2 separate regions of the Mus musculus genome follow, and region 1 is linked to region 2. A link is a loop called in an ENCODE intact Hi-C map of the cell type or tissue named here. Cell type or tissue: heart. All regions are shown on one strand. Each heading gives the region's core, and the rest is flanking DNA. Links, peaks and the distances in the headings are about the cores only. Region 1 holds the start of Pigg (phosphatidylinositol glycan anchor biosynthesis, class G). Region 2 has its middle 31 kb from the start of Gm42150.

Region 1 (8,336 bases), core at 8-8,007, 280 kb before region 2:
TATATCAAACTCAATATTGAAGACTTGATTATTTAATGAACATGGTTCAGGGAATCCTTACATTGGTAAGATAGTGAAGATGACAATAATAGTTAGACACAGTACCAGCTATGTCTTATTGACAAAGTTAATACTAACATGTGTATAAACACTGATAACATGAGCCTGTATATTCAGACTCTTTGTCAGGGTTTCACATAAGATTTAACCTGCCTTTTGTACAGCAAGCTCGTTAACAAGCAAACCCTAACAACCCAGCAAATCTAATATCTTTTTTTAAGGAAGAAACCCTGCTTGTATACAGTTCTCAAAGTGAACTGGGCCAAGAATGTCAGCGGAACATCAATCACACCTACAATACTGCACCACATAACAGATGGTGGCTGTGAGATCGCCTACCTTCCTGGTTAGAGGAGAGTCAATATTCTCCCCCACTTTTACCACAGACCCTACAAGCCACAGTAATAGTAGTGAATCTTCATAATTTGGAGTTCTATCACCACCGAAAATATCAACATCCAGAGGTTTGTGGTGAAAAGAACAGGAATCTCTGTAATGCCTACAGAATTCTGAAAAGAATTTTTCAGTGGCAAATAAATGCAAACTCCATTTTTAAGATTCTAGAACTTGAACTCAGTGCTATACATATGCTAGACAAGTGCTCTAATGTTGAGTTTTATCACTAGCCAAAAATGTCAATTTAAACCAACCAGACTTCCAGAATGGCAGAATTGAGGAGTTTGGCACCCCTTCCCCTGCACCCCGAGAGCAATGGGAAACCAATAAAAACTATCAAAAGCAGTTACCTTGGAGCTTTAACTGTCACCAAAATCATGTAATGAGCTGTATAGGCATGCTCAAGCAAACACTGTCCCTATGGTTTTTCCTATCTCCTTCCTTCTCTACTTGATCTGATAATGACTCCATTACAGTTGGCTGTGGCAAGCAAAAAAAAAAAAAAACCAACTTGAAATCTGAAACAGGGCTCCGGGAAGGAAGACAACTCCAGACAAGTTTTAAAGCATGCATGTATTTCTGGGACTCTAGAGAGACTCAGAAGTAACCAAAACTACTAGTTCTTCTGGCTGAGGTGGAGTTCCTGATTAAACAGCGAAAGGCGGATCAGACTTGAAAACTACCTAGACAGTCAAATGTCCCAGCACAAATGAGCCTTGGGTAGATTCCTTAATGGGTGACAGGCTCAATCGAACTTTTGCCAATCATGGTCTGGCCCTGAACTACACTAGACCAGAGAAGCCCATTGGAAGACTGGTTTAAAAATAAAAGAATTTGAAAAAAAAATACAATAAAAGAATTTGAAAAGGGGCTGGAGAGATGGCTCAGTGGTTAAGAGCACTGACAAAACTTTCAGAGGTTCTAAGTTCAATTCCCAGCAACCACATGGTGGCTCATGACCATCTGCAATGGGGTCTGATGCCCTCTTCTGGTGTGTCTGAAGAGAGCAATGGTGAGTACATTAAATAAATAAAATAAATAAATGAATCTTAAGAAAGAAAGAAAGAAAGAAAGAAAGAAAGAAAGAAAGAAAGAAAGAAAAGAGAAGAGAAGAGAAGAGAAGAGAAGAAAGGAAAAGAAAAGAAAAGAAAAGAAAAGAAAAGAAAAGAAAAGAAAAGAAAAGAAAAGAAAAGAAAAGAAAAGAAAATCTTTAGGGCCTTGAAAGACTGCTCAATAGTTAAGAGCACTTGACACTCTTGCAGACAGCCTGGGTTCAGTTCATGACAGCTCACAATCTCCTGTAACTCCAGTCTCAATGGATGTAATACTCTTTTCTGCCTTCTGTGGTGCACCTACATGCATGCAGGCAAAACACTCATACACATAAAATGAAATAAATGTTTTATTTAACGCAGCCGCAGATTTTCAGACACTTCTGGTCCTTTCTGCCAACACTCTCCTACTCCTCCTAATAGTGGCTTTTTGAGTGTAATTTCTTCAAACAGGCTTTTCAGGCTCCATGACCTCAGCTGCACTCCTATCTCTCCAGCAGAACTGTACACTGCTCTTTCCTCAGGCACTCATTGCAATGTAACTACATGTTTCTTTGAATGCTTGTTTGTCCAATGCCTTTGTACATCCATAGAGACGACAAGCCACATGAAATCAGTTTCCCCCAAATGTATATTCATTAGAGTATCAACACCTAGTAGTTGCTAAGTACTTCCTCCTCCTCCTCTTCTTTTTTAATTTTATTTTATTTATATGAGTACACTGTAGCTGTCTTCAGACACACCAGAACTGGGCATCATATCCCATTGCAGATGGTCATGAGCCACCATGTGGTTGCTGGGAATTGAACTCAGGACCTCTGAAAGAGCAGTCAGTGTTCTTAACCTCTGAGCCATTTCTCCAGCCTCCCCACCCCCCACCCCCGCCACAATTCTTAGGTAAAGCACAATGCACTTCAGAAGTGCCCTCATCAGACTGAACAACAAATTATGTAGTAGAAGTAACAGCTCTTCAGACCAGTTCATAGTTCTTTGATCATTTTGTATAATTCTGACAAATAATTTAACTTGACCGAGTTTGTCTTCTTGTATATACAGTTAATGAACTAGGCTGAATATGCCCAAAGGCTCCCTCAAGCCTGACGACTAAGGAACACAATAGGCCACCACAAAGGAGGATACCTCCTGGACTACGGTGGCCTGGAAAATCTGGTTCTAAATCCCTCCCCCTTTCCATGAGGGATGAACTTCAGCTACTTAACAAGGGGTAAAAAGATTACCTTATTATGGGATTTCCTCAGCACCCCACTGCCCAGCAACACTGACAACACTGAAATATTTCCCATGTTATTAAAACAGGGTCTCCAAGTCGGTTAAATAATCGCTCTAAACCTTCAAAAGAGCCAAGTCATGATTCATAAAATTTAACCAAGTTAAATTTACCTTGATTCGAGGCATAGTAACTGTGGGTGGCTTTGCCTCAGCCACAAAGCTATGAGATGCTCCTTTTTCTACCAGATACGTTGTGTAGGGCATATACTTCACACCTTTCGACCCAAACACAAAATCATCTCTTAATGCATCTATCAACACAATAACCACTTTACTGAAGAGAGGTGGTGGCAGCTTGGTCCAGTTCGAACGGACTCCTAAAAGTATTTAGAAAAGGGGAAATTAAATTTTAAACTCCATTCAGCACTCCATTGCCTTCAATGTCTTTTTCCTTTGTTCTTCTAGCACACATCAAATCTATTTCAACCTGAAAGAAGGCCCATTTTGGGTAGCCAGTGTTGTGTTAATTTTCTAAGAAACCAAACAAGACAACTGTGAAGGTTCCTTCAAGGGTTGTAACCAGCCTGCAGGTGACTACCAAGAAGGGCATCTCCTGGCTAGGCTGGACAGTATGTTAACAATGAGTAGGTATCCCAGGAATGTGTAGTGCACTACTCTTAGCAAGGTGAAGAGTCCAGGACAGGGCCACTTCTACCTAAGAGACATACAGTTGGAAACTGTGCCTCCCTGAGCTTGCCCTAAAGCCTAGTCTTGCAGGCAGTGAACCTATGGGTTTACATGTCCAGTGGCTGTGATTATATGGACCTGTTTCACTGCAGCGGAGTGGGTATCAGGTGTTTATTTCTGTGTTGGTGAGGCTACTAGGGTGCTAATGCAGAGAGGCCCTAAGCACTGAGGGCCGGGAGGTCTTCTGGGGGAGAGTTGTAGAAAACTGGAGGAGATCTGAAGAAACATCACCTGTTATGCCCTATGGGTCCAAAACTGGAAACCTAAATTGGTAGTGATTGAAAGGATTATTAGGAAAAGGGGTACGAATCACTGAACAGCGGCAAACAAGACGCAAAGTCGGAGTTACTCTGGGAATCCTCTGATTATCACATAGGTCGACATGGGGCGGGAGGCTGCGAATGCCTCGAAGGTGTATGATACACAAACAACACTAAAACAATACAAATTGTTTCCGTGGTGGGGCAGAATGAAAGCGGGAACCACCGAGATGGGGGCGGGGGGCTATACCTGCTACGGGTTCGGGCGCTGGGGTCTCTGCATCGTGCTCTGGTCTAGCAGAGGAACGAACAGGAGCTGGGAAGAATCCCCGAATAAATATCGCGACCCCGATCACCTCAATCGCTACGCAGCTGGCAGCGAAGGCCCCGGAGCCCAGCCGCATTCTGCCCTGCCGCTGGGCCGGTCGGCCCGAAACTTAGTGTAACAGCGGGCGTTGCAAACCCGCACCCAGAGCCCACACCCGGACTGTCAAGAGCTCCCTCCCAGCCTGCCTCGCCAGCCCCAGCGCACAGGAAGTACGTCAGAGTGGCGAGTGCCCGCGGTCGCTCCCTGACGACGTTCCCCGCGGACCGGCCCCGGGGTGATTCTCCCGGGAGTCCCTGCCTCCTCCCGAACCCAAAGGTCCACGGAATCCCCGGCTGATCCATTCGGGAGCCTCGCTTCCGGTGCCACCGAGAGTCCCCGCACCTGCCCCGCCATCTCAGGATTCCAAGTTTGTGCGCCTTGAGCCAGGCGCATCTAGCGCTGCCCAGTGTCGGTGCAGTATTTAGCTGCTGGTGTTTCTGGTGTATTATTAGTCCTACTCACTTCCTCCTGGTGTTATGGCCCCAGTTTTCTGACAGGACGACTCTGACAGACTCGGGTCTGGGGCAAGCCTGCAGATTAAGCGATCCTGATGCGATTGGCAATCAGTGAGTGTGCTCCCCTTCTTTGGAAAGCTGTCCTCTGGAAGGAACCTCTAAACCGTAGGGGGCCACGTGTTTGGTAGGCAAGGTCTTTCCGCTCTAGATGCGGGAATTTTCCCGGGCTCATGCAATGAGACAGAAGCCGGTCTTTGAACAGAGTCCACCCCAGCCTTGTCTTCCTTTGTGCACACTCATTCTCCTTGCGGACCTTGCTTCTGTAAGTCAAAAGACCCAAACCCCTTCTCACGAACTCTGTTTTTCTAGGAAGCCAAGAACAAGATAGAGGTTTTGCTGCTGTTAAGTTGTATGAATTCCTTAATATCTTGGATAGCAACCTTTATATTTGATTTGTAAGCTAAATTTTCATCTAGTTCATGTTTTTTTTTTTTCAGTTTACCATAATCACACGTACTTTTTTTTTTTTTTGGTGGTAATTCTCTGTGAATTTGGTGTTATATGTTTAAGGGGGAAAAAAAGCATCAGTTTTGGTGAAGTTTCTTCTCACCTTTTTCTTATAGGAGTTTTATAGCTTCAGATATTAAATTTTAGTGGTTAACCCATTTTTACTTGATATTTCTGTATGTATAAAGGAAGGGTCCAGTTCCATTCTTCTGCATGTTTACCCAACATGAGTGGTGTTAAAAATATTATGTCATGGATCTCTGTGACTTCCAGGCAAGTTCCAGGACAGCAGCTACATAGAGAAACCCTGTCTGGGGGAGGGGGGAAGGGAATAAAAATAAACAAACAAATAAATTGTGTGTGTGTGTGTGTAGCCTTTGAATTTATCAGTGATTAGTTAATGACATAGTTTATTAATTAGGTGTTTTTATGACAATACCACACTGTCTTATTAAATCAAAATATCAGTAAGACAGTACCACAGGAATATACATGCATGTGCACATAAAATATCAGTAAAGTACATGTAGCAAGTCCTGACAAATGAACGTAGAAATAGGAAATAGAAGAACACTGTTTAGACACTTTAATATCCTAGTGTTGATAATGGACAGAACAACTAAGCAGAAGAGAAAAACAAAACAAAACACAGAAGACACGAACTCTATTGTCCCGCTAGACTACCAACTGCAGTGTGTACATTATTCCTCATTTCACATAAACATGAACTTCTATGAACAAAAGTTCCTGAAAGAATACCACCTTACACTTAACTTCCTACAAGAATGATTAACCAATTAAAACTTCAGACTATATAGTTTGAAGTGTTACATGTTGTCTTAGGGTTTCTATTGCTGTTATAAAACACCATGACCAAAACATCTTTGGGAGCAAAAGGCTTATTTGGCTTAAATATCCTGGGTCACAGTTTGTCTTAGTCAATGTTCTATTGCTGTGAAGAGACACCATGACCACAACTCTTATAAAAGGAAAACATTTAATTGGGGTTGCCTTACATTCAGAGGTTTAGTCCACTATCCTCTTCTCAGATCCTTGACTCTAGCTTGTGTCAAGTTGAGGAAAAAACAAAAACAAAGCCCAACCAGGATAATTGACCCTTGACAACTTGGTATGCAAATAAATTATTCAACTCTGTTCCTTTATTTTTTTTATCCCTAAGATCTCATATAATACTAATAATATATGACATAAGTAACTTTAAAACTCAGGGGTTTTATTTATTTTTAAGATTTATTTTATGTATGTGAATGCACTGTCACTCTCTTCAGACAGATCAGAAGAGGGTATCAGTTGTGAGCCACCATGTGGTTGCTGGGAATTGAACTCAGGACCTCTGGAAGAGCAATCAGTGCTCTTAACTACAGCCATCTCTCCAGTCCCAAACTCATGCAGTTTTAACGTTCCATCTCTTAAAATATATTCAAAGTCTCTCAACTGTGCACTCCTGTAAAATCAAAATTAAGTTATATACTTTCTTACTCCAAGAGGAAAGAATCAGGAAACAGTCATAATAAAATGAGAAGAAACCCTAAGTCCGAAAGTACAACTCAAAAACTTGACTTCATACTCTTCTGAGCTCCAAAAGGCTCCATTTCTCTAGTTCTGCCATTCATAGCACACAGCATGTATGGCAGACTCAGGCTGGCTCTGCTCTCTCTCTCTCTCTCTCTCTCTCTCTCTCTCTCTCTCTCTCTCTCTCTGTGTGTGTGTGTGTGTGTGTTTGTGTGTGTGTGTGTGTATGTGTCTGTCTGTCTGTCTGTCTCTTATCTCTCTCTCTCACCTCCATCATCCTTCCCTGAACCAGGGATTCTATGGTTCTCTGGTCCATCTGGAAACAGCTCTCAGAAGGGAAGCCCGCACAGGGCAGGAACTCTGGATCCCAGGTCTCACCTGCTAATGCCAGTGGCAAGGGCAGCAGTAGCTACAGGGCCAACAAGGGTGTGAGCCCAGCCTGCCAAGCAGGCCTAAGGTTCAGCGATGGTCTCTTCAGGAAGGAAAATTCTTCCCCAGAGTGTTACAATACAGTAAAACAGCCACTCAGACTGTTCTTAGTGAAATAACTTATGCCCTTTACTTAATGTGTATAGGGACTTTATAAACATTGAGGAGTAGGGTGGGATCCAGGGGAAGATGCTTACCATTGGCTCAGCTTGAAGTGGTAGTGATGCTCTATTAGCACGGGGAGAGCTTCAGGTGTTTTCCTTACTTGACTGATTGATGCATTCTCAGTGGGGTTACTCGTTCTAGAGCAGGTTTTAGCAGGGATCTCATCCCATGCCTGCAGTACTCAATTCTGAGTTTCATGGGGTTTGGGCTTGCTCAACTTTATCAGTCCTTCTGTCTGGTGGCACAATCCATTTGACCCACACTCCCCCTTCTTGGGTTTTTAAGACAGGGTTTCACTGTGTCCTAACTGTCCTGCAGTTGACTTTGTAGACCAGGCTGTCCTCAAACTCACCGTGATTCACCTGTCTCCGCCTCTTGAATGCTGGGATTAAAGGCATTTGCCACTACCACTTGGCTGGTATCTCTTATATGCTGGACTAGCCACTGCAACTGAGAATCCCCCTCCACAATGGCCTCTCTTCAGGACCTTCAGCCCTGCCACACAGTACTAAACCTCAGCTGCTCTTCATGACTTCTTCATGCTTTCAAAACCAACACCATCTAGCCGAATCTTACACATTACCAAGTTTGGCTGCCAGCATGAGATGCAGCTTTGGCCACCTTGGATCACAGCTTTTATGTGCTGAACCTGAGGAGATAACCCCCTGAAGATTTTACCTCAGAGATGCTGGCCTCTTCCTGAACTAATATTTCAGTTCTAGCTAACCTGCAACAATTTTATCGTTAAAGCAATAAAGCAAAGGTTTCACTTCAGTGGTGCTTGTCTCTTCTTAATCACAGCTGATTATTCTGTTTCTGCTGACCAGACACCTAATTCTTCATATAAAATATTACACAAATAGCCCTGGTAGAGTCTTTGTTTCTCTCTGAAACAATCACAAGCCATGCTGTGATTCAACAGTCTATTTTCAAGTTCCCACAAAATAGTCCATGAAGATTTGAACACTTGATGGCTTTCTCAGCAAAAGTTCCCAAATCCTTCACAGTCCAATCTGACAAAATGGAAGAACTGTCATAGTAATACCCCACTCCTGGTATCAATTCTCTCTTAGTTACGGTTTTTATTGCTGTGATAAAACACTGTCTTCGTTTAGGTTTTATTGGTGTGAAGAGA
Region 2 (8,336 bases), core at 103-8,102:
ATGCACACACGCATGCATAAGATAAAATAAATAAATCTAAGATAAGATAAAATAAATAAATCTAATAACTAAAAGACCTTTAACAATATGTGTGTGCAGAATTCTTTTCACAGTATGGCCCGCATATGTGTTCCCACAGTGGGAAGTATCACCTTCCATCTGAATTCTGATACATTTTATTTAATCAAGGGCATGAGTTACATGAGTTAACGTGAAAGGAACTGACCATGCTGTTAGTGATAAAGCTATAACCTCCCTCTGTGTTATAATCCTAGTGCAATTTTAGTTGAAGGTGCAGACAAACAGGAAATTAAATTTAGAAGGGCAAGCATGTAAACACCCCAAGGGAGAGTGACAGAAAGGCAAAGCCACCCCTAAACCTCAGCTTGCCCATTTGCAAAGGGCAGGTGTGCACCTGTCCCTCGGGACTGGTGGGATTAAATAGGATGGCATATGGAAATTGTCTAGAGCGTATGAAACTAAGTTTCCAAATATCAGAGCTCTTGTTGTTAACTTAAAGTTATTTCTGGCAGTCAGGTTCTACCACAGCACTGACCCCCTGATATTATTTCTGTTTCTTTCTTGCTTGACTATAGACCTCCAGTTCTAGATATTCTGACATCCAGATTTCTTCAAACTCCTCAGAATACTCTTTTCTAAAGTCATAGATCACACAGGATTTCTGTGAAGGGGAGTTATAATTTTAATAAGAAATAGGAATAACACGTGTAAACTAGACCAAGAATTAATCCAAATTCTCTGATCTTTTCCTTTCCAACAACTACCAGTATTTGTTACAGAAGATTTCAAACAAATACTTAAGAGGGCTGGGGAGATGGCTCAGTGCTCAGGACCCATGTAAAAAGAGGGTTTATCCTGCCTGTCACCCTAGAGCTTGGGATTAGAGACAGGTGTCTGGGACGATTGGGCTATCAAGACTAGTCTATTCAGTGAGAGACCCTGCCTCAAAATGTAAGGTGGAGAGTAATGGAGAAAGACTCCTGACAGTAACCTCTGACCTTCACAAGAAAAGACATCATACTGAGGAATCTAGAGAGATGTGTTATCAATTAAGAGAACTAGATGCTCTTCCAGAGGACCCAAGGTCAATTCCCAGCCCCTACATGGTGGCTCACAACCTTCTGTGACTCCAGTTCTAGGGGATCTGACATCCTCTTCTGACCACTGAGGTCACTGCACTCTCATTGTGCACAGGCATACGTACACACAGGCAAAACACCCATCCTCATAAGTAAAATAAATAAGTAAATAAAACCAGAAAATAATATCAATAAAAATTGTTTTTTACAAATTAAAATCAATAAAAACTTTTTTTTCCAATTGAGACAGGGTCTTACTACATAGCCCTGGCTGTCCTGAAACTCTGTATGTAGACCAGGATAGCCTTGAACTCACAGAGATCTGCTGCCTCTGCCTACCAAGTGCTGGTATTAAACGTATGTGCCTCTATGTCTAGCTAAAAATAAAATATTAAAAAAAAATACATACTGAGCTGAGGAGTTGGTCAATCATAGTCAACCACAAGACCAGTCAGTATCTGAGAACTCCCTTTCTTACCCCTTATGACCATCTCCAAGGGGAAGTCTAGAAACATTGGTTAAGTGAGAACAACAAAAACGTTGTTGGGCATGGTGGTGAATACCTTTAAACTCAGCACTCTAGAGACAGAGACAAACTGATCCCTGTGAGTTCTAGGCCACCCAGAGCGACATAGAGAACCTGTCTAAAAAACAAAAGCAACAAAAGAGAAACAAGTTATATAGATACCATGTATTTCGATGTAAGCTTCTAGGTTTTTCATTACAATCTCTGGGGTTTGTTGTTGTTTTGAGACAAAAGCCTGGTGTAGACCAGGATGGGCTTTCAACTCCTCCCCTTAAAGGTGCCCCAGCTGTAGGTGTAATCTGAATTTATGCTCTAAATTACCAAATTCAGCTTCTACTCTCAGGCACTCAGTCTATTTCCTTCAGTTTGTATGCAGATCCTGCTAAGCAGGTGGTTTGTAGCTTGGAAATGACAACACCTACCAGCTGTTAAATTTACACAGGGCTCTAATTTAAATGCTTAATTGCTCTCTGAGCACTCAATTTGCAGCTCATAAACCCCTCCCAGATGGCATCCGGGAGGGTTTTCTTTGAATTAACATTGGCGAGAAGTAAAAGCTTAGGTTAACAATTGGTCCCCTAACACACTTGTGTTGGATTTGGAGCACCAGAGCTGGGTTTACCCTGTGTATAGAGTCCAGGTTAATCAGCAATGACAAATGACTATGTCATTACAAACTACCCCAGTGTCCTTAGGATATTTATATGACAAAAAAAGATTAAATACTTACTCTGTCAGCAGCAGTGGGAGATAGCAGCCCTGGGTTATAGCTGCCAGGAGTTCTGTCAAAGACCTCTATTCAGTAAAGCTGAGATTTTTGTATTTGTTGAAATCAGGTGTTGTATATGTTGGCTTCCTCAAACTCAAAACGTAATATGTAGCTGAGGGTGAATTTGGATCTCCACCTCCTGAGTGCTGGCGTACAAGGTTAAGTCATCTCAAAGAGCTTATCAGATTCTTCTTTCAGATTCATTTATTTTATTTTACATGCATGAGTGTCTTGCTCACATATGTATTTGGGCATCGTGTGTATGTCTGGGGCCGAGGAGGTCAGAAAAGAAAGTATCAAATCCCCTGGAACTGGACTTATGCATTGTAAGCCACCATGTGAGTACTGGGACTCAAACCCTGTCCTCTGGAAAAACAAGAGCTCTTAACCACTCGGCCACCTTGCCAGTTCTAGGATTCTTTTAAAATCACACTTATTTATGTGTATATGTGTCTCTGTATATACACACTGAAACAACTCAGAGAATTTGAAGGAATCAGTCTTTCCTACCTTGTGGGTCTTGGGAATTAGATTCAAGTCATTAGGCTTGGCAGAAAATGCCTTTAATGGATGAATCATCTTTGTACTCCCAGGATTCTAGATTTACCCCTAAGAAAAGAATTTCAAGTCATATATGGTGGCCCATGCCTGTAATCCTAGCACTCAGGAGATGGGGCAGGAGAAGTCTGGTGATTAGAGGACCAGCTTGGCCTACAGAAACTAGTTTGAGGCCAGCCTGGACCCTGTCTCATAAAATATAGCATCCTGCCCCTCCCACCCACCTCTGGAAAGAAAGAAAGAAAGAAAGAAAGAAGAAACTAGCTTAAAATCAGGCATAATGCTGGGAGTGGTGGCACACGCCTTTAATCCCAGAACTCAGGAGGCAGGCAGATTTCTAAGTTCGAGGCCAGCCTGGTCTACAAAGTGAGTTCCAGGACAGCCAGGGCTATACAGAGGAACCCTGTCTCGAAAAACCAAAAAAAAAAAAAAAAAAAAAAAGATGGAGGCCGCATGCAACCCTGTACCAAACAAACAAACAAACAAACAAGAAACCCAAATAAATCAGTATTAAATAAATAAATAAATATTGAGCGACTTATTTGTAAGGCAACCTTTGTAAGGGTTTGCTGCCCTCTAGTGGCTAGTAATAATTTTATCAGCTCAGTTTTTGTTGTTATGCCCCCAACAGAAGGCAAGATTCTCACTTAAAACCACTTTTCAAAGTTTTCTTTGAGTAAGAGAAGCTGTGCAATCTAGTGGTCAGATTCCCTCAATACAACCACTTAGTGGCTGTTTGAACCTGTGCAGGCAAGTGTTGTGTGACTAGCCCAGGTCTCAGATCCCTGTCCACAAAAAGGCAATGATCTGGCTGGGGTTGTGACTCAGTGGTCCAGTTCTTGCTGGCATGTACCAGGCCCTGATGTCATTCCCAGTACTGGGGAAAAAAAGAAGATTTTACTGGGTTAATCTGTAAGGGACACTTATAACAGTACCTGTCACATAGTAAACGTCATGTAAATGTCTATCTAATTAATTAGAACAAATAATAATGAGGGCTCCATACAATCTAATCTAGGCCCAAAATGTTTTCAGCCTCTGAGACTTACTGCTGAATAGGCTCACCCTTCCTAGTTCTTTCTGAACTCTGGCTGATTCAACTCAGCTGTTCTGGCTCAAACTCTTCTCCAAGCTCATTGATTCCATCTGGGTTCTCTCTCTCGGCCTCTCCTGAAATGCTCTGCTTGGCTTCATACTTGGCAATCTGTTCTAATCTTTTGGCTCCTTATTCTCTGGCTCATTCTGTCTTCACCTGTATCTAGTGTGCTCTCTCGACAGCCTGACTCTGTGTAACTGCTCCAGTAAAACTCTCTTTCCCTCTCTCTGCACTGCTGTCTCTTAAGTAGCCTCACTTTCCTCTCTTCTCTGAGACTTGAGCAGCTCCTATTCTGTCAAATCTTTCTCTGATTCATCACTTTGTCTGCCACTCAATTAGACATCACTTTCAAACATGGTGCTTCCTTCTACAGAGTTTACCTTCATTGTTTGCGGTTCAAAGTATGATCGAATATCGCGTAACACAGATTATTTAGAATTCGTCTAGCCAGGTGGTGGTGGCGAACACCTTTTATCCCAGCACTCAGGTGGTAGAGGCAGATGGATCTCTGAGTTCAAGGCTAGTCTGGTCTACAGAGTGAGTTACAAGATGGCCAGGGCTACATGGAGGAACAAAACAAAACAAAAAATCTCCTGGACAAGCTGTCTCTTCTCTTGTTAATTTGTTTAACATCTATTAAGATTTATTTATTATATGTAAGTATAATTCAGCTGATTTCAGACACCAGAAGAGGGAATCAGGTCTTGTTACAGATGGTTGTACCATGTGGTTGCTGGAATTTGAACTCGGGACCTCCAGAAGAGCAGATAGTGCTGTTAACTGCTGAACCACCTCTCCAGCTCTATTTATTTATACCAGTATTGATTAGTAGACTATAAGCCAAAATTATTGTTATTGTTATTATTAGTAGTAATAGTATTTTGGTTTTTCGAGACAGGGTTTCTTTGTGTAGTTCCTGGCTGTCCTGGAACTCACTCTGTAGACCAGGCTGGCCTCGAACTCAGAAATCTGCCTGGCTCTGCCTCCCGAGTGCTGGGATTAAAGGAGCATGCCACCACCACCCAGCCTAGTTTTAAATTTTTAAAAACTTTTATTTAATTTATATGAGTGTTCTATCTGGATGTATACCTATATGCCAGAAGAGGGCATTAGATCACATTACAAATGGTTGTGAGCTACCATGTGTTTGCTTGAAATTGAACTCAGTGCCTCCGGAAGAGCAGTCAGTGCTCTTTGTTGTTGTTGTTGTTGTTGTTGTTATTGTTGGGTTTTGTTGTTGTTGTTTTTGTTTTTCTAGACAGGGTTTCTCTGTATAGCCCTGGCTGTCCTGAAACTCACTCTAATAGACTAGTGCTGGGATTAAAGGCGTGTGCCACCACACCTGGCTGCAGTCAGTGCTCTTAACCGCTGAGCTATCTCTCCAACCCTAGTTTTAAAAATTTTTTTCTAAAGATTTATTTATCTATCCATCTATATGAGTACACTGTTGCGGTCTTCAGACACACTAGAAGAGGGCATCAGATCCCATTATAGATGTTGTAAGCCACCATGTGGTTGCTGGGATTTGAACTCAGGACCTCTGGAAGAGCATTCAGTGCTCTTAACCACTGAGCCATTTCTCCAGCCCAGTTTTAAAATTTTTAATTTATTATTTTGGGTGGTGATGTGGGACAAGGAAACAACCTTATAGCGTCTCTTTCCTTTCACTTTATGTGGGTTCAAGAAATTGAACTCGGGTCACCAGGCTTGCATGGTGAGTGCTTTTATCCACTGAGTCATCTCACTGGCGTATACTATTTATTTTTAATCTATGTGTGGGTTTGTTTGTCTATTTTGAGATCTGTGTCAGGTGTCCCAGGCTGCCCTTGAATTTACTATTCAGCTGTGGAGGAACTTGAACTTCCAATCTTCCTGTTTTCGGTGCCAGGGGCTGGGTTTTGAAGAATGCACCACTGTGTCCAGCTTGTGGGTGTTAAAGATTGGTAACAGCCAGGCGGTGGTGGTGCACACCTTTAGTCCTGGCACTTGGGAGGCAGAAGCAGGCGGATTTCTGAGTTGGAGGCCAGCCTGGTCTACAGAGTGAGTTCCAGGACAGCCAGGGCTATACAGAGAAACCCTGTCTCAAAAAACAAAAACAAAACTAAAAAAGATTGGTAACAGATATCCTAGTTTTTGTCAGCTTGACACAAACCTAGACATAACTGGTAAGAGGGACTCTCATGCCTCCATCAGATTGACCTGCGGCCATCCATAGCTCTGGCGGTGGATATTTTTCTGATTGTTGATTGATGTTGGCGCCCCACCCACAACTGGACAGTACCATCCTTGGGCAGGCCAGCACACAGACCTTGCGTAAGAGAGGTATCTAAGCAAGGCAGAGGAAGCAAGCCAGTGAGAGTGATCCTCCACAGCCTCTGCTCAGTTCCTGCTTCTGGGTTCCTGCTGTGGTTTTCCTCAATGCTGAACCTGCAAGCAAAATAAACCTTTTCTTCTCTTGGGTTGCTTTTGGCCAGTGCTTTATTTCAGCAACAGAGAAGCAAACTAGAACACAGTTGGCACAGGATGGGCAAGCTACATACCCAGCCCTAGACTTCTCTTGCTTAGCTATAACATTTCATTCCATTTGAGGCACTCTCCTGCCATCTGCTGTCTAATGACTCAGTTTCTCCGTTTCAGCAGCCATATGCAACAGTAGTACAATTGCTGACCCACACCCCACATGAACTGGCTCTGTCTTGGTGTTTCATCACAGCAACAGTAGCCCTATGACCAAAAGCAATTTGGGGAGGAAAGGACTTACTTGGCTTACATATCTCATATTGAGGGAAGCCAATGTACGAACTCAAACTGAGTGGGAACATGGATGCAGGAGCTGATGCAGAGGCCATGGGGGAGTGCTGCTTACTGGCTTGCTCTTCATGGTTTGTTCAGCCAGCTTTCTTATAGGACTGAGGCTCACCACCTAAGGGATGGCTCCACCCACAGTGGGCTGTCCCCTCCTCTATTAATCACTAAGAAAATGCCCTCTAGGTCTGCTTACAGCCTCACCTTATGGAGGCACTCCCTCCTCTCAAATGACTCTAGCCTGTGTCAAGGTAACATAAAACTAGCCAGGACAAGCTCTAACAACTAACGCTAGTTCTCGCTGGCACTTGCTTTTTGTATTCCACACACTTCCAAAGCTACTTAAGGTGCCTTCCCAACTACCTCCTTCAGGGAGAACATTTTATAAACCTTTAATATGTTAGGTTTTTCTGCCATGTCTGCTTTCCTTCTTGTAATGTTCCCACCTCCCAAACAATTCTATTTTAGTTTGCATACATTAAGTCTTTTCAAGTTCAACAATTCTACAAGTACATGGAGTGTACCCACCACAGCAGTAGCACATAGAGTGGTGCTGTCTGTTCAAAGAGCTCCTGTGTGGGGCAGTGGTTTCGAACACCTTTAATCCCAGCACTTGGGAGGCAGAGGCAGGCGGATTTCTGAGTTTGAGGCCAGCCTAGTGAGTTCCAGGACAGCCAGGGCTACAGGGAAACCCCGTGCTTTGCTCTCTTCTGTCTCTATCCTTAACTCCTGGAAGCAACTCATATTTTCCTGTGTGTGTGTTAACAGTTTTGTCTTTTTGTTTATATTTGTGTATGTCATAAGTGCATTACCCAAAGAAGCCAGAGGAGGGTGCTGGTCCCCCGGAGCTATAAGTACAGCCATCTGATGTGGATGCTGGAAACTATTGGGTCCTCTGGAAGAGTAGCAGTAATCTTAACTGTGAGCCATCTCTCCTCCAGTTTTGTCTTTCTGGAATATCATCTAATTAGAATCATAAAGTGTTCAGCCATTTTACACTGCTTTCACTGAGGGCTGTCCTGGAACTCACTTTGTAGACCAGGCTGGCCTCGAACTCAGAAATCTGACTGCCTCTGCCTCCCGAGTGCTGGGACTAAAGGCAGGCGCCACCACGCCCGGCCTGCAATATTTTAATAATTGAAAATGCAAGGGCAAAGAGGACATTATCCTTCTCCTCAGTGAACAGACCTAGTCATTAGGCTACGGCACATGAGTGAAATGTGGTTCTGACCTTGTAGCCTGCTAAGAACCTTGTGCACCCGAAGGTGTAAGCAAATTGCCAGGGAAAGTCGCAGACTATGGAGATCTGCTTGGGAGTGTGATGAGTTGGTGTCTAGGACCTGGAAGACCCAGTAGGTAATTTAGGCGAGAAGAGAAGAGGAAGGTGGTTGGAAAATGAACCAGTCAGTAAGCAACACAACAACAGGTTGCTCCATGTCCTAAATAACAAGTGAATTTCGTCATCTGCAGATGACTCCAGAG

The links. Peaks named below come from ENCODE experiments on the same cell type or tissue, not always from the same donor. Only the 100,000 strongest peaks of a DNase experiment are listed, where the experiment ranks them.
Region 1: a loop joins it to region 2, with 2.4 times the contacts of the local background. A loop is called at or near these places in 1 of 42 quality-filtered maps.

What each region holds. Positions count from the first base shown.
Region 1 is chr5:108,308,738-108,317,073 of GRCm38, reverse strand. It overlaps Pigg (phosphatidylinositol glycan anchor biosynthesis, class G), which reads right to left and starts at 4,261. Exons shown (of 13, transcript NM_001310689.2): 1 at 3,996-4,261; 2 at 2,910-3,115. The coding sequence starts at 4,149. In heart, for the core only: a CTCF peak has its summit at 4,507; a DNase peak (open chromatin) is centred at 4,303; H3K4me3 peaks cover 2,229 bases; H3K27ac peaks cover 1,575 bases.
Region 2 is chr5:108,029,525-108,037,860 of GRCm38, reverse strand. No RefSeq gene overlaps it. Among named protein-coding and RNA genes, the nearest start is that of Gm42150, 31 kb to the right of the region's middle. In heart, for the core only: CTCF peaks have their summits at 3,547 (motif pointing left) and 7,682 (motif pointing right); no DNase peak of the experiment used is centred there.